Linked DNA regions of Homo sapiens: region 2 is linked to region 1. A link is an interaction called in ENCODE POLR2A ChIA-PET data of the cell type or tissue named here. Cell type or tissue: MCF 10A. All regions are shown on one strand. Links, peaks and the distances in the headings refer to the core of each region. The heading gives the core; the rest is flanking DNA. Region 1 overlaps ADK (adenosine kinase). Region 2 overlaps CAMK2G (calcium/calmodulin dependent protein kinase II gamma).

Evidence for each region. Peaks named below come from ENCODE experiments on the same cell type or tissue, not always from the same donor. Only the 100,000 strongest peaks of a DNase experiment are listed, where the experiment ranks them.
Region 2: POLR2A ChIA-PET joins it to region 1 with 5 read pairs; 1 of 35 experiments calls an interaction of 5 or more read pairs at or near these places.

Annotation. Positions count from the first base shown.
Region 1 is chr10:74,273,659-74,286,628 of GRCh38, reverse strand. The region is part of intron 3 of ADK (adenosine kinase); the gene reads right to left. Among named protein-coding and RNA genes, the nearest start is that of ADK, 130 kb to the right of the region's middle. In MCF 10A, for the core only: no CTCF peak of the experiment used is centred there; DNase peaks (open chromatin) are centred at 3,628, 3,938 and 4,258.
Region 2 is chr10:73,841,814-73,858,928 of GRCh38, reverse strand. It overlaps CAMK2G (calcium/calmodulin dependent protein kinase II gamma), which reads left to right. Exons shown (of 23, transcript NM_001367534.1): 4 at 5,683-5,737; 5 at 6,610-6,675; 6 at 9,596-9,668; 7 at 9,814-9,916; 8 at 10,320-10,403; 9 at 10,847-10,941; 10 at 11,582-11,704; 11 at 16,388-16,471; 12 at 16,718-16,760. Among named protein-coding and RNA genes, the nearest start is that of CAMK2G, 24 kb to the left of the region's middle. RefSeq lists enhancers at 1-368, 369-869. In MCF 10A, for the core only: a CTCF peak has its summit at 9,710 (motif pointing left); a DNase peak (open chromatin) is centred at 9,698.

The sequences.
Region 1 (12,970 bases), core at 480-8,479:
TGTGTCTAGCAAGATTATCAGCTTGTTGTCAATACTAGAGAACGTGAAAACTGGAAGTTCAGAAACTGCCAAAAAATAAATTGTTACACAGTTGTAAAATGAGTAAATCTGTTTAAACTGAAGATATTTAACTAGATAGCTAAGTCCTAGAACTTCCACTGTGCTCCCTCTTCCAGGACTTAGAATGTGCCTGGGCCCTTGAGCACTCAGTAAAGCCTTGATAAATTGATGTCTCAATGCTCACAGTTGGCCAGGATGTTTTAAAAAACACTCCTCAAGCCAGCCATGGTGACTCGCACCTGCAGTCCCACTGCTTTGGGAGGCAGGGACTGAAGGATCGCTTTAGGCCAGGAGTTTGAGACCAGTCTGAGCAACATAGCAAGAGTCTGTTTCTGCAAAAATTAAAAAATGAGCCAGGTGTGGTGGCACACACTTGTAGTCCTAGCTGCTTGGGAAGCTGAGGCAGGAGAATCACTTGAACCCAAGAGTGTGAGGTTACAGTAAGCTATGATCATGCTCCTGCACTCTAGCCTGGGCAACATAGTGAGATTCAGTCTCTAAATAGATATATAAAAACACCAGTAAATAAATGGGAAATCATTTAGGAAGCAGCTTATACCAATATTTATTCAGAGACTATTAAGACCTTAAGGATATGATCTTAAGAATATTTAAGGGTATATGTCAATCTGAAATAAAGGATATTAACAATAATACATAGTACAGTACAGTAAATTAAAAAAATAAAGGATTAATACATAGTCCCAACCTGACTATAACCTCTCACTCACTTTTTAAACCACTAAGTCTGTTGATTGCACCTACCAGATAACCTTCAATTCCACCTCTCTCCTCTTTAATCCCACTGACACGTTTCAAGGCCTCCTGATTTCTTATTTGGACTATTCCAGCAGTCTAACTGGGTTTTTGTTTTGTTTTGTTTTGTTTGAGACAGGGTCTCACTCTGTCACCCAGGCTGGAGTGCAATGGTGCAATCTCGGCTCAGTGGAGCCTTGATCTCCCAGGCTCAGGCGATCCTCCCACCTCAGCCTCCTTAGTAGCTGGGACCACAGATGCATATAGATATAGATATATAGATATAGATGTATAAATATATAAAATACAACCTAGTTTAATGTCTTTATATCTAAACCACTCTAAATTCCCCATCTCACATACTATGCTTCAGTCATATTGAGCTGTTCTCCAACTTTAGTATATGTGTTGCCTAAGTGAGCACCAGGTGTTCTCATAAAATGCTTCTCTTATATCTCTGTACAAAGACTATTCACAAATATAACCATGCCACACACTCATTTTCCAATCTATCATTTTGTCTAAGTTCCTACTTGTCTTTAAATACTCAGCTTAATACATCATCTTCTCTGTGAAGCCTATTCTGTTAATCTTCCAACTCTAAACTAGATATCCCTCCTCTATGCTCTTAGAGGTCCCTTTCAAGTATTTATCATAAAGCTTATCACTTGCCTAATGAATTACTATGTGAGTCCTCAGAATTCTGAGAATGGCTGCTCATCTGTACAGTGGCTAATAATATCTACACTGAAGGACTATTATAAGGATAAATACATGAAGTGCCTAGCACTTAAAAAAGTTCCAGTAAATGATGGCTATACTATATTATTAGCATTTTTCTCAAAAGTAAGCACCCTAATATTCACTTTACTAACTCCAGTAGCTATCCCAATACTTGGCAAAAAATAAGTTGTTACACAGTTGTAAAATGAGTAAATCTATGTTTGACAAAGATGACTCCTATAGCATTGTAAAAGACGAATTTGAGGAAGTCCTGCAAAAGACCCTTTAGGACCTCAGAAGAGAATCACTTTTAGAATTTTTTTAAAACCAAATACACATTCCATACAGACCAAGATTTGGCACCTCATTTGAGAATTACTACTAAAGGGAGTTTCTGTTAATTTATGTGGTAGTAGGAGTAGGGAGTTGGAGAGATGGAAGGGGACCCAATCCCTCATGTGCTGTTGGGATAGAAGAAACAGAGCCACAGAGGTGAGTGCTATGGCACCTAATGTAAGAGATGAAGGGCTGGGAGCAGTGGCTCACGCCTGTAATCCCAGCACTTGGCGAGGCCGAAGCAGACAGATCATCTGAGGTTGGGAGTTCCAGGCCAGCCTGACCAACGTGGAGAAACCCCGTCTCTACTAAAAATACAAAATTAGCCGGGCATGGTGACACACGTCTGTAATCCCAGCTACTTGGGAGGCTGAGGCAGGAGACTCACTTGAACCTGGGAGGGAGAGGCCACGGTGAGCCGAGATCGTGCCATTGCACAGCCTAGGCAGCAAGAGCAAAATTCCGTCTCAAAAAAAAAAAAAAAAAATAGAATTTGCCAGGCGTGGTGGCTCATGCCTGTAATCCTAGCACTTTGGGAGGCCAAGACTGGCGGATCACCTGAGTTCGGGAGTTCGAGACCAGCCTGGCCAACATGGAGAAACCCTGTCTCTACTAAAAATACAAAAAATTAGCCGGGCATGGTGGCACACGCCTGTAATGCCAACTACTCAGAAGGCTGAAGCAGGAGAATCTCTTGAACGCAGGAGGCGGAGGTTGCAGTGAGCCAAGATCAAACCATTGCACTCCAGCCTGGGCAACAAGAAAACAAGAGCGAGCTGGGCGCAGTGGCTCATGCCTGTAATCCCAGCACTTTGGGAGGCCTAGGCAGGCGGATCACAAGGTCAGGAGATCAAGACTATCCAGGCTAACACGGTGAAACCCCATCTCTACTAAAAATACAAAAAATTAGCCAGGCGTGGTGGCGGGCACCTGTAGTCCCAGCTACTCAGGAGGCTGAGGCAGGAGAATGGCGTGAACTCAGGAGGCGGATCTTGCAGTGAGCAGAGATGGCGCCACTGCACTCCAGCCTGGGCAAGAGCGAGACTCTGTCTCAAAAAAAAAAAAAAAAGAAAGAAAGAAAACAAGAGCGAAACTCCGTCTCATTAAAAAAAAAAAAAAGATGAAGATGAGGGCAACAAACATAAAAGTCAAAAAGAGGGGTAAGATTTGAGAGTCATTTCAAAGGATAATAAGAGTTGGTGAGCAACCTGGGGATCAAAGATGGCTGAAAACATCTAGTATGACAAAATAAGTTAATTGTAATATCAAGTCAAGAAGCAAGGCACACAAATTGACCCAGATTTAGAAACCAGCAAGGTCAAAAGGGAGAGAGAACTGAGTAATGGTAAGATGTAGCTGAAATAACCGAGCATGCCACTCAGGCTGTATATAGAGAGTAAAGTCAAACTAGGAAGAAGCCAAACAGGAAGCTAACATAGATTACTTTTTTTAAAGCAGTCCTGGGTAGGAAGTAGGTTCAGAACATAGTCCTAAAAAACAGTTGATCAAATGGAATGGAGATAAAGGTCGTTATAAAAGAGGAGTCCAAGAAAGTGTGGTAATTAGTATTAGAAACGTCATCTACATGAGAACTAATTAGATAGCAGAAAACAGAATATTTGTTAAACAGGGAGGTACCAAAATTTTCAAAGAACTTGAAGAGATCTAAAACAGTGACACAGATGAGAACTCCAAAAGCTTCCCAACAATTTTTCCTTAGGCTAATCTAGTGTTTACCTATGACTAAAGTGGCTAACTGAAGCTTGCTTCTACGTCAGTAAATCAGAACCTACCATTGTCATCCAGAACAACTACTCTCATGGTATTTTTTCAATAGATTCTTGACAGTTTCTTATGGCAGGAAAAATACATTCTACACCAGGTGATTTTCATATACTATAAGACAAAATTAACAGCAAAAGAAAAATATGATTTTACACTAAACAATGCTCATTTCATAATCTTATACTAGAAGATATCATTAAACCTTTCATTCTAAAGGTTCTGGTAAGGGAATGACTCAGATGGGAACAAGGAAAAGCTTCATATATATATTTGTCACAACCAAGAACATTTCTGAAGAAATACATGTTTTCTGGGAAGCTTCCAGTGTTCTCATCATCATGGTTATTCTCATTACTATGCATAGTTCCAAAAGCAACAAAACAATTTCTTATTAAAGTAGTTAAATCCAACAAAGAAATAAAACTAAATCTTACCACTCTTAAAAGCTTCAGGGAATTATTATATTTTATGGCTATTCGTAATATTTTAGTACATTTTAAATGATCCAACTACAGTGTCTTTTCATAAGTACTTCGGTATCACCATGCAATTTTAATCCATATGCTTAAACCCCTTTCACAGTTTACAGGAACAAAGCGGTTTTGATTCACAACAATGCCCTGCAGTCAAATACGCTCATGAGGTATTAATTTACAACTTCATCTGTGATCAGTTAAACTGCATGTGAAATCTTAAACATCCTTAAAAAGTTCACCACAAATAGTTCAATAAGAGATTTTTTGGTAACATTACTTTAACAAAAAACATGTAAGATTAAACTCTATTGTAAAATAAAACCAAATGCCACTTGCTTTTAAGGATAACCCACTAATAAAACAATCTTTTAAACTGTCACCTTTTACATCTAAAATATTAATTAAAAATGTAACACTGCTATCAAAAGCATGTGCCTTGTAAGCTTTTGCAAGAAAAGTCACACATAAAAAAGAAAACCAATTTCATGAAGAAAATGTGCATATTTCAACAAATAAAATGTCTCTTTAATCAGTCCTAGGAGCCAGATGTATTAAAATGTCAGGTCAACCTGAATCATACCAAAACAAAAGATTAAAATTACCAATTTTTCCAAACAACTAAAATGTCAGGTCCATAAAAGTTATGGACAAAGACAGCAATAATTTTTTAAAAAGAAAATAAATTTCCAATGCAGCTCATATTAGTAAAAAACAATAATAACTAACTTCTCAGAAAACTTGCAGTTTTGATCTTCATATTTATGTAATCTGAACCTTATGGTATTTACTCAGATTTTTTTTCTTAGCTAGCTAAAATAATAGTTATTTTGATTGGTATTCTAAGTCAATCTGAGGAATTATTATCTCATATAACAAAAAGTCCAGAGCTACAGCAGCTCCAGGGATAGGTAATTTATGATGCCTCATCAAGATCATGGACCTAAGTTCTTTCCTTGTTTTTCCTGTGTCATCTTTAGTGTGATGACTTTTTGTCCCCTAACGGTTTCAAAGTAGCTACACTAGTTGCAAGTAACAATTTAATGTCTAGGATCATAAGAGAGACTGCCTTCCCCTTGCTTATGTTTCTTTACCAAAAAAGTGGGGAACTTCCCCCAATGAACTGGCTCTCAAGGCCACTCACTATCAAATCAATGGGAGAGGGCATAAAATTACCATTACTGATTTGGATTAATTCGGGCTCAGCCCATGAGCATAAGAAGAACTCAACTTCCCATAAAGCACATGGGTATCTGTTAAGTGATCAAAACCAGGGCATCAGATCAACATTATCAAAAGTAAAGCATCAAATCAACACTATCTTCACATTTGTGTATAACACATAACAGCCATTATTTCCTTTACATGCTTCAAATGAATATTATCCAAGTTGAGTATACCTTATTCAAAATTTCTTTTGAGTCTCTTGTCGGCTCACAAAATGTTTCAGATTTTGGAGCATTATGAATTTCAAATTTTCAAATTATGGATACTTAACCTGTATATAAACCAGTGTGGTAAACCTTTTTGTAACCCTTAATATCTCAACTTGATTAACTGAGTATCTCACTAGACAACTTAATTTTGCATCTAAATTAGGAAAGACAAAATAACTACAATTCAAAATATGTGTCAAACTTTCAGTAAAACCAAAGGACTTAATACATGCATGAACTTCTGATTCCTCCTGAAACCTCACTAAAACTCTGAAAGACAAGAAAAACAAAAAAATAATGGTGACAAAATTTTGGACAGTGGAAAGCAGAGTGAGGTGCAGTGATCAACTCAATAGACCCAAGAAAGCTGAATTATAAACAGCAGTGAGAAAACCAAATTTACACTGCCATAGCCCCAAAAGCATTACACTGGGTGGCATTAGGAATCTCTACAAATAGAAGTGATGGTTGGCATTAAAACTTATTTAGAGCTGGGCATAGGGGTAAACACCCATAATCCAAACTATCTGGAAGGCCAAGGTGGGAGAAATACTTGAGGCCAGAAGTTAGACACCAGCCTGGGCTACAAGGCAAGCCCCAACTCTAAAAAACGTGTGTGTGTGTGTGTGTGTGTGTGTGTGTGTTTAAACTTGTTTAAGGCCGGGCGCGGTGGCTCACACCTGTAATCCCAGCACTTTGGGAGGCCAAGGCGGGTAGATCACAAGGTCAGGAGATCCATACCATCCTGGCTAACACAGTGAAACCCCATCTCTACTAAAAATACAAAAAATTAGCCGGGCATGGTGGCACATGCCTGTAGTCCCAGCTACTTGGGAGGCTGAGGCAGGAGAATCGCTTGAGGAAGGTGGAGGTTGCAGTGAGCAAGACCCTGGCTCCAAAACAAAAAACAAAAAACAAAAAAACACAGATATCACTAAAAAGACACAATCCCACCAAAAAAATAAGTGTGGTAGAGACGATATGAACAGACATTTTACAGAAAAGAGAAAAGTAAACTTTTTGTTTGTTTTAAGAGATCTAGTCTAACTCTGTCACCCAGGTTGGGTGCAGTGGTGCAATAATAACTCATTGCAGCCTTAAACTCCTGGGCTCAAGTGATCCTCCTCCCTGAGCCTTCTGAATAGCTGGGACTACAAGTACATAATACCACACCAGTTTAATTTTTCTTTTTTAGAGACGGGGTCTCCCTACATTGCCTGGGCTGATCTCAAATTCCTGGTTTCAAGCAATCCTCTGCCTCAGCCTCCCAACTTGCTGGGATTACAGACCTGAGCACTTCACTTGGCCACAAATGTTTTTAAACAAGATGCTCAACTTCACTCATGAAAAAAAAAAATTCGAGGTAAGATGAAACATCACTATTTAGTGATCAAACTGGCAAAAAAAGAAAAAATCAAAAGTTTGGCAATTCTGTTGGTGAGGCTCTGGGTAAAAGGCACTCAATTTTTTTTTTTTTTTTTGAGATGAAGTCTCACTCTGTCACCCAAGCTGGAGTGCAGTGGTACGATCTCGGCTCACTGCAACCTCCGGGTTCAAGTGATTCTCTGGCCTTAGCCTCCCAAGTAGCTGGGACTACAGGCATGAGCCACCATGCCCAGCTAATTTTTGTATTTTTAGTAGAGACGGGGTTTCACTATATTGGCCAGACTGGTCTCAAACTCCTGACCATGATCCACCCACCTCAGCCTCCCAAAGTGCTGGGATTACAGGCGTGAGCCACTGCACCTGGCCTCAATTTTTATTTTTTGTTTATTTTTTTAAGATGGAGTCTCGCTCTGTCACCCATGCTGGAATGCAGTGGCGCAATCTCGGATCACTGCAACCTCCGCCTCCCAGATTCAAGCAAATCTCCCTGCCTCAGCCTCCCGAGTAGCTGGGATTACAGGCGCCCACCACTACGCCCGGCTAATTTTTGTATTTTTAGGAGAGATGAGGTTTCACCATCTTGGCCATGCTGGTCTTGAATTCCTGATCTCGTGATCCACCTGCCTCAGCCTCCCAAAGTGCTGGGATTACAGGCGTGAGCCACCGCGCCCAGCTGGCCTCAATTTTTTTTATGAAGCCAAGAACAAGAGGGATGAACAAAAATCAAAAATCATTATGTTAAAAAATAAAGATTATAAGATTAAAGAATCCAACTAATGGCTATTATAAAAGACATATAAAAAGCAAAAGGACTCCTAATGTATAAATGTGAAAGAAGCTGAGTGTGATGGCTAACATCTGTAGTCCCAGCTACTCAGGAGGCTAAGACGGGAAGATCGCTTGAGGCCACAAGTTAGAGGATGTAGTGTGCTATCATCATGCCTATAAACAGTCACTGTACTTCTGCCTGGGCAATATATCCAGACCCCAACTCTAAAAATAAAAATAAAAAAAGTGAAAGAAGGAAAAAGGACATATTGGTCAAATGTTGACCAAAAGAAAGAAGTTTAACTACATGTAATTGTTATCAGATAAACTTTAAACTAAAAGATGATCAACTAGGAAAGAAAGGATCATAACAAAATTATTTAAGTTCACATTACCAGTAAGACAAAGTAATTTTAAAAGTATGTGCATCTAATAAAATAGTCTCAAAATATATCAAGCCAAAAAAATCTGGAAAAAAATGGACAAACCTAACATCACAGTAGATTTGTTTTAGGGTTGTTTTTTTTTTTTTTTTTTTTAATTTTTTTTTTTGAGATGGGGTCTCACTCTGTCACCCAGACTGGAGTGCAGTGGTGCAATCTCAGCTCACTGCAACTTCCACCTCTCAGGATCACGCAGTTCTCCTGTCTCAGCCTCCCGAGTAGCTGGGTTTACAGGTGCCTGCCACTAAGCCTGGCTAATTTTTGTATTTTTAGTAGAGATGGGGTTTTGCCATATTGCCCAGGCTGGTCTCAAACTCCTGAGCTCAAGCAGACCACCCACCTCAGCCTCCCAAAGTGCTGGGATTACAGGGGTGAGCTACGTCGCCACCCCTCCCAGTAGATTTTGACACAACATTTTTCTATTACTGACCAGTCAAGCATATAAATAAACAAAGATTATATTCAGGAAATAATAATTAACAAGCTTGAATATGTATGGATCATATAATGATATATGGAATATATGAATTTCTGCATCCAATAATTAGATAATCTATATTTTTATCAAATATACATAAAACATTACAAAAGTAGTCATGTACTGGCAAAATATAAATCTAAAAAATTTCTAAGCATAGATATCACATGGAACTTATTCTCTGACCACAATGTACAATCAAAGAAAAAATAGCTTTTTAAAAACCCGTATTTCTAAACAATTCCCAAACAATCAACAGGTCAAAAAGAAACCATAAAAGAAATTTAGCTGGGCGCGGTGGCTCACACCTGTAATCCCAGCACTTTGGGAGGCCGAGGCAGGTGGATCACGAGGTCAGGAGATCGAGACCATCCGGGCTAACATGGTGAAACCCCGTCACTACTAAAAATACAAAAAAATATTACCCAGGCATGGTGGCGGGTGCCTGTAGTCCCAGCTACTTGGGAGGCTGAGGCAGGAGAATGGCGTGAACCCGGGAGGGGGAGCTTGCAGTGAGCCGAGATCACACCACTGCACTCCAGCCTGGGCGACAGAGTGAGAACTCCATCTCAAAAAAACAAAACAAAACAAAACAAAACAAAAGAAATTTAAAACACTTCAAAATGAAAAAGTAAAAAACTATCTCACACAGTCCAGGTCACACAAAAAAGGTATTCTGAGAAAAATGTATAGACTTAAGTGCTCATCTTAGAAATGAAAAAAGGCTGTAAATGAATGAGCTAAGTATTCTTATTAAGATATTTAAAGGCTGGGTGTAGTGGCTCATGCCTGTAATCCCAGCATTTTGGGAGGCTGAGGAGGGCGGATCACCCGAGGTCAAGAGTTCGAGATCAGCCTGGCCAAATGGTGAAACCCTGTCTCTAACTAAAAACAGGAAAATTAGCTGGGTGTGGTGGCAGGCGCCTGTAATCCCAGCTACTCCGGAGGCTGAGGCAGGAGAATCGCTTGAACTGGGGAAGTGGAGTTTGCAGTGAGCTGAGATCGTTCCACTGTACTGCAGTCTGTGCAACAGACTGAGACTCCGTCTCAAAAAAAAAAAGATATTTGAAAAGGAACAATAGATAAACCCAAAGAAAGTAAAAGGAGATGAAAAAGAACAAAAATCAAAGGAATAGAAAGGAAAGGTACAAAAGAGATCAATTTAAAACACACAATCCCATATAACTACACATACCACTGAGATTAAACAGGTAAACACCACTGAGATTAAACAGGTAAACACCACTTCCCAAAAAGCCAGCAAGTAAATGGGAACCTCAGTCCTACAACTGCAAGTAACTGAATTCAGCTAACAACCAGAAAGAGCTTGGAAACATTCACCCCTAGAGCCTCCAGAAAGGAACATACACTATCCTCCCAGCATCTTGATTTCTGCCTTGTAAAACCTGGAGCTGAGAACCAGCTGAGTGAGACACACTGTATCAGATTTCTGGCCTATAGAACTATAAGATAATAAAAGGGTATTGTTTTAAAGCTGCTAAATTTGTGTCAATTTGTTATCTGAAAAACAGAAAATTAATACACCCTTCTCCTTGCTTACAATGGTTAAGTGCTGCTTCCCAGTGTTGGGGCCCAGAAAGCAATACCCCTGTCATCCAAAAGATAACCAGAAGCTACGTAGTAGAAAGGAGAGCTTTACTGGGAATATGGGTTTGCAACCAGCGAAGAAAAAGTCTCCAGTGCAAACCAAAGGTGCTCTGTCTTCAAACAGGGGAAGGATAGGTTGGGTTTTATGCCTCACAGGGCCCATATTACACAACAGAATCATATATATTCAGCAGATTTAGGGGAAAGCTATTCATATTTACGAGAAGAGCTGAGCGCACGTGCAATGGGTAAACATATGTGTAATATACATCCTATGCTCACTTTGGGGTGGGGCTTTAGCATTAAAATAAGGTGGAATTTGGCTCTTTACATCAAAAGATAAAAACTATACGATGCAAAGACAATTTGTGCCCAGCCTCTAAAGCTGGTTGAAACTCAAGGTCTATAAAGCTTATCAGAAAAGAATGTTTCTAAGGGCTGGGTACAGTGGTTCATGCCTGTAATCCCAGTACTTTGGAAGGCTGAGGCAGGCAGATCACCTGAGGTCAGGAGTTAAAGAACAGCCTGGCCAACATAGCGAAACCCCATCTCCACTAAAAATACAAAAATTACCCAGGCATAGTGGTCCGCACTGGAGGCTGAGGCTGGAGAATTTCTTGAACATGGGAGGTGGAGGTTGTAGTAAGCCAAGATTGTGCCACTGCACTCCAGCCTGGGTGACAGAGTGAGACTCTGTCTCAAAGAAGAAAAAAAAGAAAAGAAAAGAATGTTTCTAAGTTGGGAATTCTGTCCAGAGTTGTAGTAGTCTGGGCTGTAAATCAGAATTGTGATAATTTGTCTGAAAGCTCCTATTGTTAGAGAGTTTAATAAGAGTGATTTTTCTTGTAGCCATAGGAATTTAGAAATTTGCCACACCAGCAGGGCCCTGAACTTTCTACCGATAGGTAACTTTGTTTCCTTAACCTTAAGATCTGTCCTAGTTAATAAAGGGGCATCTATTTTGGTCTCTCAAACCACACCCCCAAAGACTGGCACTTAGACATGCTTAAAGGCCTTAGAAGCTGCCTCACAATCAAGATCCCTCTAACTTGTCGTGTCCCCCACCCCAGCGCAGAGAGGGGCTCTCTCTGGTATTTCCTTATCAGCCCAAAAAAGCTTCTTTCCAAAAGAAATGCAATTGTCTTAAACTCCCTTCCTAGGGATCTCATCAAATGATCAGGAAAGGTCGACTACATGAGAAGAAGCTGGAAGTCATGATCATTACTGCCCAGAAAGACTTCATCTATTCTTCCCAGGGCAGCTCCAACAGATTACCCAGGGGGCCTTCATCTGCATGGTAAGACAACCTGCAGCTTCACCTCTCACCTTCCCACAATGTCTGCCTCCCACCTAAATGATTTACTGGCCCTCAAAAGAACTGTCTACATTCTCCATTTCCCCACTTCCCTATAAAAAAAAGGGGGTGTATAAGCTTCTGTACTGCACTCAGTTCTCTGAGTACCATATCAAAAACGTAGTTCCTCCAGTCAGGTACGGTGTCTCATGCTGGTAATCCCAGCACTTTAGGAGGCAGGCTGATCACTTGAGCCCAGGAGTTCAAGACCAGCCTGGGCAACAAAGTAAGACCCTGTCTCTACAAAAAATTATATATATATAATGTGTGTGTGTATATATATATATATACACACATTAAAATTTTTCTCCTACTAATCACCTCTGCCCCCTCTTAAAAAGCAACCCCTCCTCCTCCTTAGCCTACTCAATATGAAGATGACAAGGATAAAGATCTTTATGATGATCCACTTCCACTCAATGAATAATAAACAGGTTTTCTCTTATGACTTTTTTTTTAAGACAGAGTCTTGCTCTTGTCGCCCAGGCTGGAGCTGCAATGGCGCAATTTCAGGCTCACTGCAACCTCTGCCTCCCAGGTTCAAGCGATTCTCCCGCCTCAGCCTCCTGAGTAGCTGGAATTACAGGCGCCTGCCACCACCACGAGCTAATTTTTGTATTTTTAGTAGAGACAGGGTTTTACCATGTTGGCCAGGCTGGCCTCAAACTCCTGACCTCAGGTGATCCACCCACCTCGGCCTCCCAAAGTGCTGGGATTACAGGTGTGAGCTACCACGCCCGGCCATGATTTTCTTAATAACACTTTGTTTTCTCTAGCTTTATTGTAAGAATACAGTGTTTAATACATATACAAAATATGTGTTTATAGACTATGTTACTGGTAGGACTTCTGGTACACAGTAGATTATTAATAGTTAAGTTTTGGGAGAGTAAAAAGTCGTATGTCAATTTTCAACTGTGCAAAGGGTCAGCACTACTAACCCCCATATTGTTCAATGGCCAAGTGTATTTAGTTTGATCTTGAGTCAAAAAAAAAATGTTTAAGCCTTTCCTTCTTAAGTCCTTGATGAGAAAAACCTTTAATTTTCAAGTCTATCTTAAAGAAGATAATGGAAGCCACAGACCTCCTAAGAAAAATGCAAATTCACAAAAAAAATTGCATAGAACTTTACGTAAGGTTTAGGACAACATGAAGCCGATACGCCTGCCTGTTGCAAGCTGGATTCTCTGAAAATGGACACTGAAGTAGTTTTGGGTATATGATGTTTATTAGCAGTCAATCCCTGTGAAAGAAATTCGGGGAGAGGCCGGGCGCAGTGGCTCACGCCTGTAATCCCAGCACTTTGGGAGGCCGAGGCGGGTGGATCACCTGAGGTCAGGAGTTCGAGACCAGCCTGGCCAACA
Region 2 (17,115 bases), core at 4,765-12,764, 430 kb after region 1:
CATGGGCGGGTTGACCACGGATGGGTTGGCCACGGACGGGTCAGGGTATAATGAAGACAATTGAGAAATGAGCAGGAAGGACAAAAATAGAATTCTAGGTGAAAAAAGCCCTAGGTGTCTTTTTATTTATTTCTAGAATTAAATACATACTTTTTTACCCCATAGACTTCACTCTGTTTGGTAGCCCTTTACTTTTACCATCTGCCCTCGGCTCAGAATGGAGGCAGGCGGAGGGACCATATATCCTGGCCGTCTGCTCAGAGGCCAGGTGGGGCACAGTCACTCTTTTGGCCTCTGATTTCCTAGAACTGTGCTTCCATTTCATGACTGCTCCCAGGTCCTAAGGAGGTTGGTCCGAGGACCGATTCTGGGGTTGAGGGTGGGCAGAGGGAAGGGGGAGTCAAGACTGTGTCCTGGGAGCTCCAGCATCCGGTGGGAACCAGGGCTGTTGGAGATGTGGCGGAGCTGCAGGTCCAGGCGGCTGTGGTTGCCATGGATCTGGACCTGGCTTGTGGCAGGAGAGGAGGCAATTTTGTGCCCCTAATTCACTATTCCTCTTCTCTCTCCACTGCGCTGTCCTTCAGAACTGTGACCCTTTTGGCTCTGGCCTCTTGAACTCCATCCCAAAGGGAAACAAACGGGCCAGCCCAAGAACAGTGCACAGTCGAGGAAGCTAGAGCAAAGAGCATGTGGTCAGCCCTGCCTGTGGTCAGACTCGGAGGCACTGAATTCAGATGGAGCATTTGGTGCTAGGGGCCAGTCATGCCCAGTTTCCCCTTAATAGCTAGATATTCTGTCCCAGGAGTTAAAAGCCTGTTGGAAGAGTGAACCCTGATATAAACTCTGGACTTTGGGTAATGATGATGAGTCAATGTGGGTTCATAGACGGTAACAAATCCACCACTCTAGTGGGAGATGTTGATGGTGGAGGAGACTGTGCATGTGGGGGACGTGGGGTATTTGGGAATGTTCTCGGGTATTTGGGAACACCCTGTACTTTCCGCTCAATTTTGGTGTGAACCTAAAACTGCTCTGAAAATAAAGTTTATTAATTAAAAACAAACAAACAAACAACAAAATGCCTGTTTGGGTGTAAGGCACACTGCCGAACTCCAAACAGCGCTGGGAGTGTGGCCAGTGGTGGGGAGTTGAGAGGAGGAGACGCTGGTGTGAGGTCTGAGGTCTGAATGAAGTCCGTTCTACCTGTGATCTGCCTGCTCCCTGCTCTCAAGTCCTCTAATGAATAGACTCTGTCTTCCTTCGTGCTGAGCTGCCCCAGCAGTTTCGATCATAGTCTAGCATTGTGGTTTAGAGCAGCACTTCTCAAACTTTTATGTGCTTATGACTCACGCAGGGATCATGTTAAAATTCAGATTCTGATTCAGGGGGTCTGGGGTAGGACCTGAGTCTCCAGCTGATGCTCATGCTACTGGTCCGCATGCCTGTCAATACTTGGAGAAGCCAAGTTTTGCGGCTTCGGAGTCGCATCCAGATTTGGGGTTTGAATCTGGGATTTGCTAATTAGTAACTGTGACCTCTGGCAAGTTATTTAACTCCTCTATGCCTGCCTCTGTTTTGTTATCTGGGTCCCTTCGTGGAGTTGTTATGAAAGGGTTCAGCCAGGAAAGGGGGCTAGGAGGGAGATGATGAAAATGGAGATTCCAGCCCCTAGAAGTGATCTCTTCAAGACCCCCAGCCTCGACTCAGTTCACAAGTTATTCAAGCCTGACCATTTACCCTTGAGCCCAGTACCCATTCAGCTAACAGTAAGTGTAGCAAAGAAACGGTTGCAAATAAAAAGAAACATTGAATCATGACTGAGCAGTTCCTACATCCCTGCCCCCATGGTGGGGGTGGGGGGAGCCCTGCCACAGTAAGCTCTTGGGGGGCAGCTCAGTCCCCCACAAGCCCCCATGGCAACAGGACCTCCTTCCCACTGTGTTATTGCTGCAGATATTTTTAACAGCAACACTTTTTCAGTGCTTTTTGGAGAAAGATTTGTTAGTTAAAATGTGGCATATTGTTGGGTGGTTTTTAAAGAATTGGAAATAGCCACAACATTTGGGTTGTGGCTATCTCAGTCCTTGAAGACATGAAATATCAAGTAAAGGTTTGTAGGTGTTTTGGCCTGTTCTGTCTTCCACGGTTTTTAAAGAACAGCAATTAGGTTTGTTGCTGAAATGCAGTAAATGCTTTATACTCCTTTCCCCAGATCTTCCTGTCTATGGACATGGCCTGGCCCTTGTTGGCCTTCATGCCCTGTCTTTACTCTGGAATGGGCTGGGTGTCAGATTATTTTATTCCACGCATCCATAGTCCCTCTGCTCCTGCCTCACAGCATGACACAGTTGTGCTTAGTTAACGCATTTGTGTAATTGCTGGTTTAAAGCCTGTCTTCCCTCTTCGCCTGGCAGCTCCAGGTGGCAGGGCCGGCTCCTCTTCTTCACAGCCACATCCATGGCATGTACAGCCTCGCCTGCTCCGGGGTAGCTGCCCAGTGGACATTGTCGAGCCAGTCAGAATGGCCACAGGTAGTGGGGACAGATTGGAGCTCCTTTGCCTAAGAATTTGAGAAGGTGACTCCCAAGCAACTCTGCAATATCAGGAATCTTGATGTTGGTTTGTCTTGGCTTCAAGTCCCGGTTCTGCCACTTAGTGTGATTTTGGGCAGGTTTCTTATGGAGCCTCAGTTTCCTCTCCTGTCAGATGGGGTTATTTATATGTAAGTAGCTACCCTGCAGAGCTGGTGTGAGGGTTCAATACAGTAATGCACGTGGAGCCCATGGAACGATGCCGGCACACGGACAGCTCAACTAAGTGTTAGTTGTTAGATTTAGATTGTTATTATCAGAATCTGATGGGGTGCGGTGGCTCACAGCTGTGGTCCCAGCCTCTCAGGAGGCTGAGACAGGAGATGGCTCAAGACCAGGATCTCCAGCCCAGCCTGGGCAACATAGTGAGACCCTGTCTCTTAAAAAAAAAAAGAAATAATGAATCTGCTGTTGCTAAATAGGCACTTAGAATGGCACAGTCATTTCTCCTCTTGTCTTCAGTGTCCTGTTAATTTCTTTACAAATTAAAAAAATGTCGATAGCAGTCTTATTCAGATACAGCTTCCTCCATCCCTCCTTGTCTTGGCAGGTGCCTTGCTCTGGGGCACACATCAAAGCTGTTCTCTCTGCTGGGTGGCCTAGAAGGATTAGTCTTCCTTTGCTGCTCCTTTCTTCTAATTCCCTTCCCCGGCTTCCTCCCACCTGGGCTCTGTGTGTGGCCTTCCTGGAGAAGGGCAGACGCCAATGACTCCATGTCTAGGCAGAGGCCTGGGTGCCTGCACTTCTTGCCCTGTTCTTGGCCTTGCTGTGCTGGGCGGGGGCAGGGTGGTGTGGGGCATGGGGTGGTGTTGGGCATGGGGTGGGGTTCTGGCTGAGGCAGGGCTCAGTGCCAGGCCCAGGCAGAGCTGAGTGGCTCCACTTCTCTGAGATGGTTGTCAGCATCATACCTGCTGCTGTCCCGTTAATTCCCCATGCTGCTGCTGTTAGTCACCTCCCTAATGGAGCTGGTCTGTAGCTTCTGGGACAGCTGATTTCCAGGGGATTATTTGTATTACACACTTTAATGCTTTTTAATAGCAAATTTTTAATTAAATGGAAAGTCCTTTTGGAAGCGAGGGAGCAGCAGCTGCAGCAAGACTCAGCGTGAGGCACCGACTTAGACCAGAGGTGCGCAAGTGAGTGGGGCGGAGGCAATGGCAGGACTTCGAGAGGACTTGATTGAGTGTATATGGAGTGTGCCCAGGCTAATTTTTATGGGAGGAAGGCAGGGGCCTGGCGCTGGCTCCTTCCTCCTGTCCTAAAAGCCCCCTCTGTCATCTGCAGGCCTAGGGAAGCATCTTCTTTGCCCAGGAGAGAATGTATATTGGATATATACATTATATCCAATAATGGGAGGGATATTGGAAGTATCACCTGCCTTTGATCCCGTTCCCAGAAATACTGAGATTGGGATGGGATTTTTGGGGTTGAGTCACTAGATTAGATCAAATAGTGTAGGTAATGGGATGCGGAAACAGTCTTGAGGCCCTGGCTCCGGCCCTGGCAGGCTTCGGAGTCCTCAGTCATCAAGGGAGGAGAACAAGGGGGCTATAGTGGTGGTTCAGTGCCTCGGGACTGTGCCGGCTGGGTTGTATACTTTGCTTTCTGAATGATCTTGCTTCGTGGGGAGGGGACATAGGGAAGCACCTCAGCCCTGAGGAAACGTGTGACACTGGAAATGGAAGCAGCCAGGGCCCACCCAGGAAGAGACATGGCCATTTCTTTGTCTCCTAGCACTGAACTGGTTAGTTTGGTGTCAGGCCATTCCTGAAGTGCTCCATGAGGTGCACCTGTAACTGCCAAGGCTTGGAGCAAAGGTCAAACCGAGGGAGGCCTTTGGAACAGAAGTTCCCCATCAAGAGAGTTCACGTGAGGGGAGGGACAGGACAGTCAGCCAAAGCGGAGTCGTTTCTGCATTAGAATGATGCTCAGGGGTTGGCATTTAACCCAGAGGTGGCTTTGTGGGCAGAAACTTGAAGAGGAGACCTCAGAAGACTTCAGGTTGGTTTTTTACCCAAGAGCTTTGGAGGCGGGGAGCAGGGAGGGATTCCGCCTGCCAGCTTTTTCTCGCAGCTGGTGCATCGCCCGAGTCTTCTTCCAGTGGCACCCTCCCGGACCTGTCTGCGATGCTGCTTTAGGGACATTTGTAAGTGGTCTTTCTTTTGGATGCCAGGGCTTTGTTGCCTGAATATGGGGGCTGCCCCACATTTCTTAAGGGAAGCAGTGGTGTAGACCACAGTCTTTGGAGTCAGGTAGCACTGGATTCACATCTTGACCCACCACTTAGAAGCTCTTTGGCCTTTGTTAAGAGACTTTGTGTCCCTGAGCCTCTGGTGCCCTCATCTGTAGAATGGGAATAACATTCATCTCAGGTGGTCGAAAGGAATAATAAACTCCTCAAAGGCAGGCACTCTGTCTGTTCCTCCTGAATCCCGCTGCCTAGCGTGGGGTCCAGCACATAGTAGGTGCTTGATAAATGCTTGCAGAATCAGTAATGTATGCAAGAGCCTAGCACAAGGCCTGGCATAGTAAGCACTTAATAAGCTGTTATTGTTGTCATTGCCTGAATGTGTGCGTGGCCTTCCAGGCTCACCATCCATTATCCTGCACCACGTGCCTTCCTGCTGAGCTCTGCCTTTCCACCTTCTTCCCCACCCCTTAGTTCTGCTCCCATTTACTGCTCTGGAAGAGCTCTCTGGCTTTCCCATCTGGTCATTGTTGTCCCCTGCCGTCAACATTGCTAGGTGCTGCTCACGCTGCATCTCACCATCGTGCATCATATCCCAGGACCACCTTCTCGGAGACCAGCCCTCTGGGAAGGTTCCGGCTTTTCTCCATCTTGACTTCTTAGCCATGAAGCTTTTCTCTCTTGCCTGAGTCTGAGGTGGCAACCAGAGCGCCAGGCTCTGGCTCCCAGGCTGCATAGCCTTGCACTGGGGGGCACTGGGCACGTCGCCACTTCCCCCCACTGCTCCTTCTGGAGAGCCCTGTGAGCCCGACAGGATGGGGCAGGGGTGGGGCTGCTGAGGAGAAGCCTAGGATTTCCAAGTTTTCTCTCTGTTAATCTCTGTCCCCATCTCCTCTCTTGCAGTGCGCCTCCATGACAGTATTTCTGAAGAAGGGTTTCACTACCTCGTGTTTGACCTGTAAGTGCCACTTTCTGAGGGTGTGGGGGCCTTTCCCTCTAGCTGACTCAAAATGAAGGCTCAGGAAGAGGCCTAAACAGGCTCTCCAGCCTCCGCCCAGGGCCCCCTCCTTTGTCCGAGGGAAAGGATTTGACTGGGGCAGATTGCTGCCCCCACCAAGGGGGTCTCCATGTTCCCCCAGCGTCCCCCCAGGGCTCTGAACCCCAGGACAGCATTCCTCTCGCACTTCTGTTCAGCAGCACGCCTTGCACAGATGCCTTTGTCTTGTTTCTCAGTGTGCTGTCCTTAGTGAAGAAATAAAAGACAGCTCTTTGCATGACCTTAAAAATCCTGAGAAATCAGAGGTAGCTTTCATTAGTCGGAAACCAGGCTCCATTGGATTGGGTCTCTCCTCCACGTTGGTTGTGGTTTAATGTCTTAAAAGTGGCTCTTACCTCCTGGACACTCCTCTCCAGGATTCTCAGGGTTGGGTCTCTGTGTCATTGGTCTCATTACTCTTCAACTTCAGTAGTAGCTCTGTCCTTCCTGGGCAGCGATATTTTAGTGTTTATGTTGGTCTCAAAGCTGTGACTTTTGGGGTAGGTTGACTGTTTTCTCTTAGATCCCTGTATCTTCATCTCTGCCTGACTATTAGTGAATCTGTGCATTTTGGAAAAAGAAATGTCCGGAAGGAAGGGACGGCCCATGATACCTCAAGGAGAATCCGGGTGTCACTGAAGGATCGAGTGTGTTCTGAGCTCTCAGATGAAATGCATGGGGAGTTGGGATTTCTCTGAAAGCCATTCTACAGGGTGACCCTGTTTCTTCTTGGACATTGGGGTTGGACAAAGGACCCTTTCTGCCTCTGACCCTCTTCTTCCCGTTGGTTGCAGTGTTACCGGCGGGGAGCTGTTTGAAGACATTGTGGCCAGAGAGTACTACAGTGAAGCAGATGCCAGGTAGGATGAGGGCCCGAGAGTTCAAATGTAGCTCTGGAGTTTAGGACTGAAGGAAGTCTTGGCCACCTTCGGGGTCCAGCATTGTACCTGTTTGAATAGTCTTTGGGGAAGATCAGAATAGCTCTTGTCTGGAGAAAGATTCTGTTGAGCTGGGCTAGGGCTTGCATACTGTGGGTGATATTAGAAGTTAAAAATTCAGCACTTCCTAACCAGGCGCAGTGGCTCATGCCTGTAATCCCAGCACTTTGGGAGGCTGAGGCAGTTGGATCACCTGAGGTCAGAAGTTGGAGCCCAGCCTGGCCAACATAGTGAAACCCTGTCTCTACTAAAAATACAAAAAAATTAGCCGGGTGTGGTGGTGTGTGCCTGTAATCCCAGCTACTTAGGCGGCTGAGGCAGGAGAATCACTTAAACCTGTAAGCGAAGGTTGCAGTGAGCCAAGATCATGCCACTGCACTCCAGCCTGCGTAACAGAGCGAGACTATGTCCCCCTCCCCCCCCCCACAAAAAAAATCACTTCCAAATGAATGTTTTACAAAGCTTTTCCAAGTCTCCTTTACCCTGTGACCCCAGAAATACTTTTTTTTTGCACTACCATGTACTCGCCACCATGCCCAATGTCCCCCTCTGCCCTTTTCTTTCCTTTGACAAATTCTGGTGTGCTCAAGCCACTGTGCTGAGGCTCTGGCATGATCCAGAGGTGCAGAAGACATGGTTTCTGTCCTGAGGGAGTGGAGAGTTCTGGGCTGATAATCCAACCATAGAGCCCCGGGAGCTTTCAGCCTCTGTCACCTTGTCCCTAGACCACCATGACCAGCCTTGCCGTGGGGCTCCTCCAACTTGAGGACCGTTCCCCGGCCACATGCCTCAGCCTCTGCCCTCCCTGGAATCCCTGGTGCCTCCCTCACCCACGCTCTCAGGCGCCTGTTCAGCCTGCCTTTCCCGCCTTGGCTCTTCCCCCAGCCTTGCTTTTCTCGAGGGTGATGTCCCTACAACCTGGTTTTGATCATCCTGCCTGCAGCTTATCTGGCTTATGTGGCAGCTCTGGCTGCTTCTGGAGAGTGGGGGAGTGCAGCTTCCTCACGAATTTCTCAACCTTGAGAGGCCAATGTTTGCTGATCAACTTCAGATGCTTCAGCCTCGGGAAGAATTCTCAAGTGGGGAGATGAATTCCAGTGCCAGCAGGGGAGGACGAGGCTCTGGGACGGAGGAGGCAGTGATGGCTCAGGGAGCCTGCGGGGAGGAGGGAGAGCTATAGGGAGGGGGCCCTGAGGGGGGGTGACTGTACCAGTGGGCTTGGCCTGGCTCTGCTGGGACACTTCGCACTTTTGCCATTTTTGGCCAGAAGGCGCTCCCTGCTAGCCCGGCTCTGTTCTAATTATACATCTCTGTGGAGACTCGCCTCTATAGCTCAGTCTTAAAGTTTCTGTGGCCCACTCTTGGGCTGTGTCCTATGGGGAGGCCCGAGTTTCAGCCCCCAGGGACCCAGTACGACCCCTTGGTTCTTGTGGCATCCCCAGCATCAGATTTTAGGAATAGTAAGTCCAGGCCACCCAGCCCCATACACTGGGATGCTCTGCAGATGTGCTTAATATACCAGATAGTGCCTGATGACGGGGGTCTATATTCTAGGCCAAGTTCCTCAGCCTTGGTGCTACTAACGTTTTAGGCCAGGTACTTCCTTGTTGTGAGGCCTCTCCTGTGCATTGTGGCAGACATTTAGAAGCATCCTTGGCCTCTGCCCACCAAATGCTGGGAGCACCCCTCCTCCAGTTGTGACAACCAGAAATTTCTCTAGGCATTGCCAAATGTCCCCTGCGGTGGGGGGGGGCGGGCGGCAAATTCATTCCCAGTTGAAAACCACTGCTCTAGACTGCCCCCGCTCCCTGTCAGGAGTTTGATGACAGGGATGGCAGGATGGTTTGCTATGTGGACAGTCTGATTTACGTGTGTGACTGTGGCTGGGCGCAGTGGCTCACGCCTGTAATCCCAACACTGAGAGGCCAAGGTGGGTGGATCACTTGAGCTCAGGAGTTCAAGACCAGCCTGGGCAACATGGTGAGACCTTGTCTCCACAAAAAAATACAAAAATTAGCTGGGCACGGTGGCTCATGCTTGTGGTCCCAGCTACTGGGGAGGCTGAAGTGGGAGGATTGCTTGAGCCCAGGAGGTCAAGGCTGCGGTGAGCTGTGTTCACGACATTGCACTCTAACCCAGGCAACAGAGTGAGACCCTGTCTCAAAAATAAAATAATAAAATAACTTTGGGTTTTTTTCTCTACGCAAAATCATCAGAAGTGCTCCTTAAATGCCCTGTTTGGAAGCTCTTAAGTACATTGTTTCTTAAAGGTATCTTTGTACTTGTTTTAGCTGCCTTACTGGATGCCAGACCTCAGGGCAGCTATTGGGTCTTGTCCATCTTCATTATCCTAGGCACTCAATAAACATTTAGGGAAATGAATGAGTGCACCCACCGCCAAAGTAGCTTAGGTTGTTTAGTTGGACTCTCCTTCCTAAGTTGCCAGCACAAGCTTCTTCTCCAAGAACAAAGTTACTGTATGGAGAAAGAGAAAGAAGGAAGGGATTGGATGCTCTCTTCTTCCTCAGGATTCTGGGCTGTCTCCTGATCTCTTGGAAATGAGTTGGTTGTGTTAGACCTTTCCAGTCAAAAGGGGGTGAGAGGAACCCGTTCTAGCGGTGATCCTAGAAAAACCATTGCATCTGCCTGGGCCTCGGTTTCCTCTTTCTTTAAATAGGTTGAACAAGATGATGTGCAGAGTCTAAGGTTCCAGTGGCCGTTAAGTGATTCTCTGTGAATCCGTGGCCCCTTGTCACATGCCTTAGTCTGCAGCATGTGGTTGTGGATGTGGATGAGGTGGTTTAACCCTGCGCTAACATTTCTTTTCCTTCTGCTTTTTTAGCCACTGTATACATCAGATTCTGGAGAGTGTTAACCACATCCACCAGCATGACATCGTCCACAGGGACCTGAAGGTACTACCCAGGCTCCCCTCCGTGCCTCTGCTCATGAAGTGTTGGCGCCACCTGGTGCCAGATAGTGGTACTGCGTAGGCCCAAACTAGGCTTCCTCTGGGCTGCAGGGTGGGTGCTCACAAGGTTCTCTGTGTTTCTTCTGCAGCCTGAGAACCTGCTGCTGGCGAGTAAATGCAAGGGTGCCGCCGTCAAGCTGGCTGATTTTGGCCTAGCCATCGAAGTACAGGGAGAGCAGCAGGCTTGGTTTGGTAAGGGTGATCCTGTCTTCCCGGAATGCAGCCCCCGCCCTTCCTCCTCTTCCTGATCTGCCTTCCTCTATTAGAACTAGAAGCCAGACCCTTAATGGTCCTGGCCTCCGAGATCTCTCTTGGCCGTACGCGACTCAGTACAGTAAGTCTAGCTGTTGTCAGCACTGCTTTCTTGCTGCCTGTGGGAAGGAGCTGGAGTTCCTGGTAGGCATACGGCTTTGCCGTCTGGTTCAGATTCCAGGCGCTACAAGAAGCCCAGCCTGTCAGCTCTTGCTGCCCATGTGCTGAGAGTTTATGTAGCAAAAGCAGCAGGAATAAGATGGGACTTGGGGGAAATGGCTGGTGTGGATTTAACGAGAGAGAAAGTGGGTTCAGTATGCCTCTGCCCTCTCTTTTGCTACAGGTTTTGCTGGCACCCCAGGTTACTTGTCCCCTGAGGTCTTGAGGAAAGATCCCTATGGAAAACCTGTGGATATCTGGGCCTGCGGTAAGCCCATTCCACGCTCTCAGCTTTTCGCTGTTAAGGGCCCTCAACTTCCGATGATGGCAAGAAAGAGGCATCGCTATTCCTTGCAGGTCACACACGTGCCTGGTGTATGTGAAATTATGGTGTTTGCCCCTGGGATGGCTGTTCCCATCACACCCTCCTCCCTGCGTACTTCTGGGATGACATTGTATCCTTCTTGGAGAGGGATTTGCCCACGCCTTAGAGGATGGGTTGTGCCTAAAGAAATCCCTGGTGTGACTTGGTGACGTGAAGTGTGAGGCATAGCAGGAGGGGCTGGTAGCATAGCATTATCGGCTGGCATCCACTTCTGACTCTGGTATGGCCCCTGCCTTTCTAGGTGGCTCTGAGCCCTGCATGGTTTTTCTTGGTTCCTCAGGGAAGTAGGCGACTGACCCCCATGACCTGTGTGTTCTGTCTCGTAGGGGTCATCCTGTATATCCTCCTGGTGGGCTATCCTCCCTTCTGGGATGAGGATCAGCACAAGCTGTATCAGCAGATCAAGGCTGGAGCCTATGATGTAAGGACCAGAGAGCCGGGCAGCCAGGCCAGGAAGGGCAGATGTCCTTGCTCCTCGGGCTCTGTCCAAGGGAGCAGGCTTGTTTAGTGTGTCACGTGATACGGGGGTGTCAGGGGACTTTGAGGACCCAGGAATGGGCATCCAGGGCCCAATTCTTGCCACTCTATGTCCCAGGGAGCAACTTTCTTTTGCACAGCCTTCTTCATAACTAAAATTGAGGAGTCCACTGAAGTCCTTTGATCTTTACTTGCAAAGAATGGAGCGGCCTCATTGGTGTGCTGTGTAACACAGGGACAAAAGGCCTGGAGACTCCCTCCACTGCAGTGGCACCTTGGACACATTGCTGAGCCTCTGTTCCCTCCTAAGTATAGAGCTGGGCTTAAACCAGAGAATGTTGGAGTCCCCTTCCCGCTCTAATCTGATGTTCTGGCATTCTAAACATGACTGTTCTGTCTGTCTTTCCAAGTCTTTAAGTTGACACAGGTTCTGGAATAGCCGCAGGGCTTCTCCAACTCTGCCAGTCACAGCTTTAGGTACCACAGAGTATCCCAATTACAGGAGTTGAGTTGAAGACAGAACCAGTGTTGCAGGGTATGAAGCTCACCAATACCACATTCTTCTCCCTATTCCTGCTCCTTAGTTCCCATCACCAGAATGGGACACGGTAACTCCTGAAGCCAAGAACTTGATCAACCAGATGCTGACCATAAACCCAGCAAAGCGCATCACGGCTGACCAGGCTCTCAAGCACCCGTGGGTCTGTGTAAGTGTCTTTGCTAGTGGCCAAGGAGCTCAGGGGTGTCAGCCTTCTGTGTGCCCTCGGCACCACCCCCTCCTTCTTACCAGCAGAGATTCATTCTGGGCCCCAAGCAATAACTGAGCAGGCGGGCAGAGGACTGTTGAGGGCCAGGGTCAATAAATGTCACCAGGGAGACTCGGGAGGCTGATGGGGCTGGTGGGCCACTGCTCCTCTCTCCCCCACTCATGGCTGTCAGGCTGGGATTGGTTCTGTTCTTGGATGAGGGCTCAGGTTGACCCTTGTGGACTCCAGGTAGCCGGTGATAGAAAGCAGCTGGCAAAACCCAAAGTGAATTCCCAAGCTGGGGTTCATACTCAGATCTCAACTCCACTGGAGTGGTGACCAAGATCCAACAAATCAACAGAAGGGGTTTCTGAGTCATTAAAAGCATAAAAGCTGAGGCATAAAGCTTCTGCGCTAAAGTCCTAGGAGAGTCCTCTAGGCTATCAGTGTGGGTTGACGTACTCTGTTTTTATACACAATTCTTTCAAGCTGAAATATCAACTTTCAGACAAAGAAGAGGATTTGGTAGAGTTAGGCATCTTGACAACCACGAGGCATTATTTATCTGTCCATTCTGTGTTTATTAAATACCTCTTTGGTGCTGGTTACCGTCTGGGTGCTGGAGATACAAAGATGAATGAGGCATGGTCCCTGCCCCAAAAGATCATCTAGGGAGACAGGCACTCAAACAGGCAGTCATGTTACAATGTGACAAGTAGGTACAAGAATCTAATGAGAGTACAGGAGCTCCTACTGTTCCTGGTGGGTGGTGGGGTTACTGAAGGCTGCACGGAGGAGGTGACACCCCTGTGCTTGTTCTTGGCAAATAACGAGGTCCTCAGAACGTTAACCTGCAGACAGAGTTTAGCACAGTGAGAGGTTATGGGAAACTATGGTGAGTTGAAGGAATGTTGAGTTGTTTGGTTGTCGATGAGGCTGCAAATATCAGAATGCAAGAGAATGGGGCAAAAGATTCCCTGACATACAAGTTTCTGCCTCAGGAGTTTGGATTTTATTCTGAAAACATAGGGAATCATTTAAGGGTTTTAAAGAAGAATGAAATTTGCATTTAAGAACACTTTGGAAGTTGTGAGGAAATGAATTGCCAGGCATGGTGGCATGTGCCTGTAGTCTCAGCTGCTGGGGATGCTGAGGCAGGAGGATCATAAGCCCAGGAGTTTGAGGCTGCAGCGAGCTATGATTGCACCTGTGAATAGTCATTGTACTCCAGCCTGGGAAAGATGGTCAGACCCCACCTCTTTAAAAAAAAAAAAAAAAAAAGAAGGGAATTGAAAATTTTTAAAAGAAAAGGGCTGGAGACAGAGAGCTCAGGAAGCTTTTTTAATAGTTGGAATAGTCTAAGCAAGACCAGGTGAGGTCTCAGCAGAGGGTAAGGATGGGGGAATGTGCAGTGTGTTGAAATTCAAGAGATATTTGAGAGAACCTAAAGGATTTAATTCTCTCCAGTTGGATTTGGGGGGAGCAAAGAAGAGAGAGGCCAGGTTTCAAGTTGAGCGGAGAGTTGTACCCTCACTGACCCAGAAGAAAACCAGAGGAGGAGCTTGTTTGTGAGACAAGACGATGGTTTTCTCTTTTTTTTTTTTTTTTTGAGATGGAGTCTCGCTCTGTCGCCCAGGCTGGAGTGCAGTGGCGCGGTCTCACTGCAAGCTCTGCCTCCCGGGTTCATGCCATTCTCCTGCCTCAGCCTCCCGAGTAGCTGGGACTACAGGTGCCCGCCACCACGCCCGGCTAATTTTTTGTATTTTTAGTAGAGATGGGGTTTCACCGTGTTAGTCAGGATGGTTTCGATCTCCTGATCTCATGATCCACCCGCCTCGGCTTCCCAAAGTGCTGAGATTACAGGCATGAGCCACTGCGCCCGGCCAAGATGATGGTTTTCATTTTGTGCCTGCTGAGTCTGGCAACCTCCAGCCAGACACATTCAGTGGGTGGTTAGAAATATGGTCCTAGAGATTAGAAAAGAAGCTAAAAATTGGAAATCCACATTGTAGTCATTTCTGTGTAGTTGGTAGTGAGGCTGTAGAAATAGCCTCTTCCTATGCTGTAGATGGGCCTGTTCCTATGCTGGTTGAGTTCTTACGGTGAGCTTCTATTGGCTGTAGTAGAGAAGAGACGGCCACTACACACCAGCATTTAATGATAGGGAGAGTTAGGGGGCCCAGCAAAGAGCACTGAGAGTGAGACCTTCCAGAAGACCCAGAAGCTAAGAAACAGGGGGTCTCAGTAAGGGAGCGTCAGGAATCAGATGCAGAAGAGTCCCTGATTAAGTTGGGGAAGAATCCCCTGGCTCTGACCATTAGATGCCATTGTTTCATCATTTCACTGAGACAGTGGAGAGAAAGATGAAACCCTGTTTTCAGTGAGACGAAGAGGGAGTGAGGGTGAGGAGGGGCATGGGGAGCTAGGCATTGAGGTGGGAAATAAATGGTGATACTTAGATTAAGATGGGCCAGGGGAGCTTTTAATGTAAGGCTCACACCTGTAATCCCAGCACTTTGGGAGACCAAGGCAGGCGATCACTTGAGGCCACGAGTTCAAGACCAGCCTGGCCAACATAGTGAAACTCCATCTCTACTAAAAATACAAAAAATTAGCTGGGTATGTTGGTACACACCTATAATCCCAGCTACTTGGGAGGCTGAGGCATGAGAATCACTAGAACCCAGGAGGTGGAGGTTGCAGTGAGCCAAGATAATGACACTGCATTCCAGCCTGGGTGACAGAGGGAGACTCTGCCTCTAAAGAAGAAAAAATTTCTTTTTAAAGATTATATTGGTCAGGAGCGGTGGCTCACACCTGTAGTCCCAGCACTTTGGGAGACCAGGGTAGGTAGATCACTTGAGCCCGGAAGTTTGAGACCAGCCTGGGCAACATGGCAAAACCCCATCTCTACAAAAAAAAAAACTTTAAAAATTAGCTGGTTGTGGTAACGTGCCTTAGCTACTTGGGAGGCTGAGATGAGAGGATCACCTGAGCCTAGAGAGGTGGAGGTTGCAGTAAGCCATTATTGTGCTACTGCACTCCAGCCTGGGCAACAGAGTGAGATGCTGTTTCAAAAAAAAAAAAAAATTTTTTTGTTTAAGGAGAGGCTTAACTATAATCTATAGAGAAGAATCTAGTCCAGAGGAAAGAGTTGAAGATCCTTGCTAATTGAGGAAGCAAAGGTTTGGACAGCAGAAAAAGAGAGGGGGCTCCTGAGCCAAGGGCAGGGGGTCCATCCCGGGGATGACCATGATCCCCCTGAGACTTCTATTAGTGTGGAGGCAGGTGAAGATCGGCTTGTGAGTGGAAGTCTGAGCTGAAAGGGGTTCTTGCTGATGACCTCTCATTTTGCTTTTGGAGAAATTTACACCGAGGAGGAGGTAAAATGAGAGACTTGGGGAAGGTAGAGAAGGTGGGGAGAGTTGCCTCCGGACCTGGAAAGAGTGGGCCAAGGGTGAGGGAAAGGATGCGAGGAGGCCCCGTAGTGTTGGTGGGCACCTGGCTGCAGGTGCCAGGATTTGTTTTTCTGACAGGCTGGTGAAGACAGCAACAGCAAGGGGAGAGGGCAAGCAACCTGAAACAGGCACCCAAGAATGGGGGAAATATTCTGTTCTGGGGTCATTTTTGCAGGCCCTACCCTCTGCAGTCCCGTGTGTCTCGAGCCCCTGAGGACATCACTATATTCTGAAATTACATAATGATGCTGGTATTGACAGCTGAGTCATTGAGGAAGTGTAGACTGTGTCCCATGGACTCTGTTTAAGGAGGCCAGGAAGTTAGCAGTAAATACATTGAAGACAAATTTCCATCCAAAAAAGGCGGGGCACAGTGGCTCACACCTGTTATCCCAGGACTCTGGGAGGCCGAAGTGAGCAGATCACTTGAGGTCAGGAGTTCGAGACCACCAGCCTGGCCAACATGGCCAACCCTGTCTCTACTAAAAATACAAAAATTAGCTGGGTGTGGTGGGATGTGCCTGTAGTCCCAGCTACTCGGGAGGCCAAGACAGGAGAACCTGAGAGGCGGAGGCTACGGTGAGCCGAGATTGCACCACTGCACTCCAGCCTGACTGACAAAGCGAGACTCCATTGCAAAAAAAAAAAAAAATTACATCCAGAATGATGAAAAGAATTGATGCTTCAAGGTGACGATCCTTAGCTTCTGGGATCATGGCTTCATTCAGGACCTTGCTGGGGGTGTGTGGAGAGGGGCTCTTGGAAGGAAGGAATGTCCTCTGTAGAGAGCAGGAACCCTGCCGTTCTCTCGCTGCTGAGCATCTGGAACGCAGTAGGTGCTCAGTAAACAGCTGCCTAAGGAGTGACTGAATGAGGATCACAGCCCCCAGGGTACTCTCCTGTTCGGTAGCCTCTGTTTCCCAAGGAAGAATAGGACGGTCTCTCAGCAGCCCGTCTAGCATCCGTTATGGTGTTCTCACGTTCATGTTGTCCTTATGTAACCTTGAGTTTCGGGTAGTGCTTTTATTCTAAAAGCGTTTTCACATCTGTGACCTCATTTCATCTTCAGAGCAACTCTGGGGTGGCTGAGTGCATGACCCTGTCCTGGGCATGGTATCGGTGCCAGGACTGTGGGAGGCGCAGAGGATCTGGGCTGGGGCTCATAGCCTGTCTGTTTGGTTTCTAGCAACGATCCACGGTGGCATCCATGATGCATCGTCAGGAGACTGTGGAGTGTTTGCGCAAGTTCAATGCCCGGAGAAAACTGAAGGTGAGTGTCGTTTCTAGGCTGCCAGCCTCCTTGACATCATGCCTTGCACCAGTGTGGCTCCTGCCCCATTTCAGAAGGAAGCTCCCCTCCTGGCTGGAGCTGGGCTCTGAAGGTTGTACATGTCACAGGGGAGGGGGCCCAGAGGCCTGATGTCTTCAGGCTCTAGCCAGGACCTGCCTTTGCCTGAGACCAGCCTGCCCTTTTCTAGGGTCTCAGTGAATTCACAGGACCTTCCTCTTTCCCCAGGGTGCCATCCTCACGACCATGCTTGTCTCCAGGAACTTCTCAGGTATGTTTTCCCAGCTGTGTACTTTGATTATGCCGAGGTGAGTGGATCAGGAATGGGCTGTTGCCATCCCGGGCACCGCTGGGTTTCCTCGGCGTCCTGGGCCACACCTTGACCAGGGCGAGTGAGGATCCTGTTTTGAGGGGCTGCTGCTGCTGCTGAGTCCTGCTCCTGAGATTCAGGGGGCTGGACTCACATTTGTGAATTGTTTCCTAGAACTTCCCAAGGAGTAGCCTGCCCAACTTGCTATGTACCTTGTTTCTCTGGATTCTTATTTAACTCTCTGAAGACTCTCAGCACTTTACAGATTTTAGCCATTCTAGGATCTTGGAGGATGTGCTGGGGGAAGAAAAGAGAG